Regions from separate parts of the Homo sapiens genome. Here region 2 is linked to region 1. Evidence: chromatin loops called from intact Hi-C (ENCODE). Cell type or tissue: heart left ventricle. All regions are shown on one strand. Links, peaks and the distances in the headings refer to the core of each region. The heading gives the core; the rest is flanking DNA.

Evidence for each region. A loop is a pair of places that touch in the nucleus more often than their neighbours do. Peaks named below come from ENCODE experiments on the same cell type or tissue, not always from the same donor. Only the 100,000 strongest peaks of a DNase experiment are listed, where the experiment ranks them.
Region 2: it touches region 1 in a loop (1.8-fold over the local background); 2 of 110 quality-filtered maps call a loop at or near these places.

What each region holds. Positions count from the first base shown.
Region 1 is chr21:46,273,606-46,276,518 of GRCh38, forward strand. MCM3AP (minichromosome maintenance complex component 3 associated protein) reads right to left here. Exons shown (of 28, transcript NM_003906.5): 6 at 1,581-1,720. Among named protein-coding and RNA genes, the nearest start is that of MCM3AP, 11 kb to the right of the region's middle. In heart left ventricle, for the core only: no CTCF peak of the experiment used is centred there; no DNase peak of the experiment used is centred there.
Region 2 is chr21:46,410,021-46,412,933 of GRCh38, forward strand. It overlaps PCNT (pericentrin), which reads left to right. Exons shown (of 47, transcript NM_006031.6): 28 at 1,169-2,047; 29 at 2,817-2,913. Among named protein-coding and RNA genes, the nearest start is that of DIP2A, 47 kb to the right of the region's middle. RefSeq lists an enhancer at 1,587-2,162. In heart left ventricle, for the core only: no CTCF peak of the experiment used is centred there; a DNase peak (open chromatin) is centred at 1,421.

The DNA of each region.
Region 1 (2,913 bases), core at 288-2,787:
CAGGATGCCCATGTGGCATACCTTGGGCCAGGCATAGTTATGCCTGAAAATGAGGGGGAAAATCACATACACACCCACACAAGATCAGTATTTGAGAATATATTTTTTCAACATAAAATTTCTGTTAAAAGGTGACAATCAAAATTCAAAGACAAATAGAGAAATTTGATTTTGGCAAATATGACAAGGAGTTAAGATATGAGTGCGTCATGACAAACAGGAGGAATGTTAAGTGAAGGCACATCTGCTAGCCTCCAAAGCAGAGAGACGGGACAGGGAAGGGCCTCAAGCACTTAAAAGGTCTCAGGCCCGCTCACACACCAGATTAAGTCTACACAGAGCAGAAGTGAAACAGAGACAGGCGGTGAGGACTGCTGAGGACACAGCATCAGGGGCTGGCTGCCCACCTGGGGCCTGGAATTGCATCTCCCACCTCAAAAGGAGGCTGAAGACGTGGCCAAGGGAAGAGGCAGAGATGTACACAGGACAAGGCCCTGGGCATGTGCCTCTCCTGGGGCAGGGGCCCTACAGTGACACGAGTTGCTGGGCTGGGGACCCCGCACCAGGCGAAGGGTGTATAAAGCCACCAGCCAGGAAGAGGAGAAGCCCATAAGCAAAATTCACAAAGTCCAAAAGGATCTATATTGGTGCAGCTTTCTGGGGCAACAATTTGGGAAGATACATGGATAATGTTCAGGAAAGGTCATACCCTCTGATGCAGTAATTTAATTCTTAGGATCTGAAGAAAATAATCTAAATACCAGAGAAGCATTACATACAAGATGCCAAACAATATTACTAATAGAACTAAAAATTTAGAAGCAGCCTATCTACTAATGGTAAAAATGCAGAGTTTTGACAGAGCTACTAATAAAATAATATGCTGTCATTTTTAAATGCTCATAGTTTACCCTAACAAAGGAAAATGTTCATGACATAATTTTAAGTGGAAAAGATACACATAAAATTGTATCTAGAGCATAATCTCGAATGTGTAAAACATAAGCATAGAAACAGACAGGAATAAGATCGTAAAAAGAAAAAAGTTAGCTGGATGTGGTGGCTCACGCCTGTAATCCCAGCACTTTGGGAGGCGGAGGTGGGCAGATGACTTGAGCTTAGGAGTTCGGGACCAGCCTGGGCAACACGGCAAGACCCCATCGCTGCAAAAAATAAAACAGTAACTAGGCGTGGTGGAGCATGCCTGTAATCCCAGCTACTCTGTAAGCTGAGTGAGAGGAGAGGATCACCTGAGCCTGGGAAGTTGAGGCTGTAGTGAGCCATGATTGGACCACTGCACTTCAGCCTAGGTGACAGAGTGAGACCCTGTCTCAAAAAAAAAAAAAAAAAAAAAGAATTTGAAAAACAACTTTATTTAAAATAACTTGCATCTATACCTTATCATGTATAGGTACCAATTACAGAGTGAACATCTCACAATGCAAAACAGCTTAATATGATTGTTAATAGCACAAATACCCAACACTGTCTAAAACAAACACCCAAATCAAGTATGTACAGAAATGACAAAAGCAGCCCCGTCCCCTGCCCACACTCCACGGGGAGATGCAGGGCTCTACCTGGTCAGTCCCTGGGACCACTTCGAACACGCTCAGCTGGCTACGGGTCTCCCGCATGTACCTCTCCTTCTCAGGACACATATCCAGGCAGGTGCCAACAAAAGTCCTCGCTTTGTCCAGATCGGTTCTCTTCACCCGAGCTAAATGACGTCAAGTAAAAGGTAAGAATGTACCACATGGTTAGCACGAACCTACAGAAGTGTATTCTCATAATGATAAAAAGAAATTAAAACTTAAAACACACACACACATTACAAAAGAAAAGAAAAACATTTGTAAAACTCAGAGCCTCAGACAAAGAGGACTTATGGTCTATTATGCCAGGCAGTGGGACATCAAAGCTCCCAAAGACCCGAGTCCACCTCTCTCTAACAGTCACAGACCCTCACTGCAGACTAAGAGAAAGACCCCCGAGTCACCTCTCCAACAGTCACAGACCCTCACTGCAGATAAAAGCAGGGGAGTGTCCTCACTTTCAGCCGGAGTTTTCTAACTCCTGTAATGACCTCAATGACAAAAAATCATGGTGCAGGATGTTTACTAAAAGGATTGACTTGTAACAACTGCAAATATTCAAAATATATCACTATTCTAAAACTGTCTCAGTATTCACCATGACTTTAATATAAGAATCATATAATGGACGTTAACTGGGTTCTTACCTGAATGAGTAAACTGCTATTACACTTAAGTTACAATGTAGCTTGCAAGGAAAAGGAAATGCAACAACTTCACACTCAAAATATATACTTATTGTTTTCATGTTGAAAAATTCTAATACCTGGGCCCGGCCTGGTGGCTCACGCCTGTAATCCCAGCACTTTGGGAGGCCAAGACTGGCAGATCACCTGAGGTCGGGAGTTCGAGACCAGCCTGACCAACATGGAGAAACCCCATCTCTACTAAGAATACAAAAATTAGCCGGGCGTGGTGGCGCATGGCTGTAGTCCCAGCTACTCAGGAGGCTGAGGCAAGACAATCACTTGAACCCGGGAGGCGGACGTTGCAGTGAGCTGACGTTGCGCTCACTCTGTCATGGTACTCCACCATGGGTAACAGAGCAAGACTCCATCTCGAGGAAAAAAAAAAAAAGAAAAATTCTAATACCTAATAATAATTTTTAGAATATAAAAATCACTGTATCAATGATATGATGTTTGATGGCAGCTTTTATTACTATATGTTATTATATTAAGGAAACATGGTGATTATTCAAATTATCCACAGCTTTTAAAAAGAGGAAACTCCTATAGCTGATTTTTTTTTTCTTTTTGAGATGGAGTTTCGCTCTTGCTGCCCAGGCTGGAGTACAATGGCACAATCTCGGCTCACC
Region 2 (2,913 bases), core at 414-2,913, 140 kb after region 1:
TTTATTTAGTGCATTTAGGGAATGAGCAGAAGCTGCGTATAATCAGAATTGTCCTCGAAATTCCTTCGCGTGCCTGTAGAGTACAGAGACAACGGCCGGTGCCGCACACAGTAAGGCACGCGACGGGGAGCAGAATGTGCAGCGGGCATTCCTAGCCCGCAGCTGGGAGGCTGCTTTTGCTAAATGCATGGTGTTGTTCATCGGTGGTAAATGCATAGGAAGGTGTTGTTGACAGCGTCCAAACCAAAGCCACAGGTTCATCCGGTTCCTTTGTTTTTTTTCTGTAGGCCAGATTTGCATTTGAGTCCAGAGTAATTGTGAGGTAGTTCCAGAGAAACCTGGAGTTGTTATGAAACCCTCAGTTTTTTGGAAGAACATATTAGTCTATAACAAATAGTTTTAAAATTGTTAGAGCACAAATGGATTAGAATTTTTCTATTTTTTGTCATTACCAGGAATGTTATCTTAAGAGAATAGAGTTTGGAGCTATATTGACATACATCTCAATCCTAATTTTCCACTTACTGTTTTTATGGGTTTAGAAAGATGTTTAATATCTCAGTTTCAATTTTCCTGTCTTTAAAGTGGAAACAATCGTATTTCCTTACATGGCTGAGGATTATGTTTCATGGCACAAGTAAACTCACTTCGATGCCTGGTGTCACCGAGTGGCAGTGGCAGAGACGCCTCATCACCAGCGTCACCACGAGCAGTGTTGGGATGGAAGGGGAGCGTGCCCGGCTCACCGCTTTGTTGGTGCAGATTCTCTGCCTAGGTTTCTTACTTTCCTCCTGGAGTCAGAATGACACCTAAAATCTAATGCACCTTCAGGAAAATCAAACAAATCAAAGTTGTTTAAATATTAACAAAATAACATTTAAAGGGTGGTGAAAGCATCATTCTGTAGATGTCCTTGCATGGAAAATGACTGCATTAGAGCTTCGTCCCACGATCAGACGTGGAGCACAAGGTGTGCACCAGGGCCCAGTGGCAGCCAAGGTGGGTGTGGAGTGCATCCGGCACCAGCAGTTTGCTTCTATGGCTGCTTTGTTTTTCACGCTATGGAGTCTTCACTCCAAGAATGCATTCAGGATGTAACGTGCCCTGAAGTAGGGACATTCGGAAGTGGATACATTTAATTTGCCTCTGAAATGTCCTCTCTCTTCAGGTCATATATACCAGAAGTTCTGAGATTGAAGAGCTGAAAGCCACTATTGAAAATCTGCAAGAGAATCAGAAACGATTACAAAAGGAGAAAGCAGAGGAAATTGAACAACTCCATGAAGTCATTGAGAAGCTGCAGCACGAGCTGTCCCTCATGGGGCCTGTGGTGCACGAAGTCAGCGACAGTCAGGCTGGCAGTCTGCAGAGCGAGCTGCTCTGCTCCCAGGCCGGGGGCCCTCGTGGGCAGGCCCTACAGGGCGAGCTCGAGGCTGCGCTGGAAGCCAAGGAGGCCCTGAGCCGGCTGCTGGCTGACCAGGAGCGCAGGCACAGCCAGGCCCTGGAGGCCCTGCAGCAGCGCCTCCAGGGCGCAGAGGAGGCTGCGGAGCTACAGCTGGCTGAGCTGGAGCGCAATGTAGCCCTCAGGGAGGCTGAGGTCGAAGACATGGCCTCCCGGATCCAGGAGTTCGAAGCGGCCCTGAAAGCAAAGGAAGCGACGATTGCCGAGAGAAATTTAGAAATCGACGCTCTGAACCAGCGGAAGGCGGCCCACTCTGCCGAGCTGGAGGCCGTCCTGTTGGCCTTGGCCCGCATCCGCCGCGCCCTGGAGCAGCAGCCCCTGGCAGCCGGGGCGGCGCCTCCCGAGCTGCAGTGGCTCCGAGCGCAGTGTGCCCGCCTCAGCCGCCAGCTGCAGGTGCTGCACCAGCGGTTCCTGAGGTGCCAGGTGGAGCTGGACAGGCGGCAGGCCCGCAGAGCCACAGCTCACACACGGGTGCCCGGGGCCCACCCACAGCCTCGCATGGATGGTGGCGCCAAGGCCCAGGTCACCGGCGACGTGGAGGCCTCCCATGATGCTGCTTTGGAGCCGGTTGTCCCTGACCCACAGGTGGGCTCCCCCCGCGGGCCATGGCAGGGTATTTTTTTTTACTCTCCTTTTCTCCTTTGATGTCAATGACTTCTCTCTGCGCTGGGCACTGGGGGCTGCAGTTGTCATGGTGGCTCATGACACAGCGGAGAAAGGGGGCCTGAAGCTCGGGCCAGCCTGGGCCTGTTCCGTGTCAGTACGCAGTGAAGCTGGGCTGAGGATTTCACTGTTTTGTACCATTTTAAGCTTATCGTTTTAAGCTTTTAAAAACAATTCTTTCTTTCACATAATAGGGACTGTCCAGTGAAACGGAGCTCACTATGTGAGGAGGGTCCGCTTAAGCTGCTTCTCTGGTTTCTAACCAAATGGTTTGTCTGTCGATGAGCAGTGCCTGTGTGAGATGTGGCGAGCGAGCTCTTCTTTTGGAGCTGGAGGCCCTGTAGGGAGTCGTCTTTTAAGGCTTCCACTTGTATTTGAGCAGAACCTTGGGAACTTGGTGCCTACCACCCCCACACCAGCTGGGTCTTTGTAGAGTGGCTCCCACTCTCAGATGCCCCAGTCCACCTTGCTCTGTGGGGTCGTCCTGGGTCGGGGCAGCTTTCTGCTGGGTCCTCAGCCCCGTTCCCATGTGGCCTGCTGTGGACCAAGGTGCTCGGCTGTGGATGTCACTGCCACCTCCCTCTGGCATCCCTGCTGGCTGCCGTACTGGTTCCCAGCTCCAGGCCACCTGAGGGGCAGCCCCAGCAACAGCCTCCTGCATGCTCAGCTTTCCTCTGTCTCCTCTGTCAAGGGTGATCTGCAGCCTGTCCTGGTGACGTTGAAGGATGCACCTCTCTGCAAGCAAGAAGGCGTGATGTCAGTGCTCACCGTCTGCCAGAGGCAGCTGC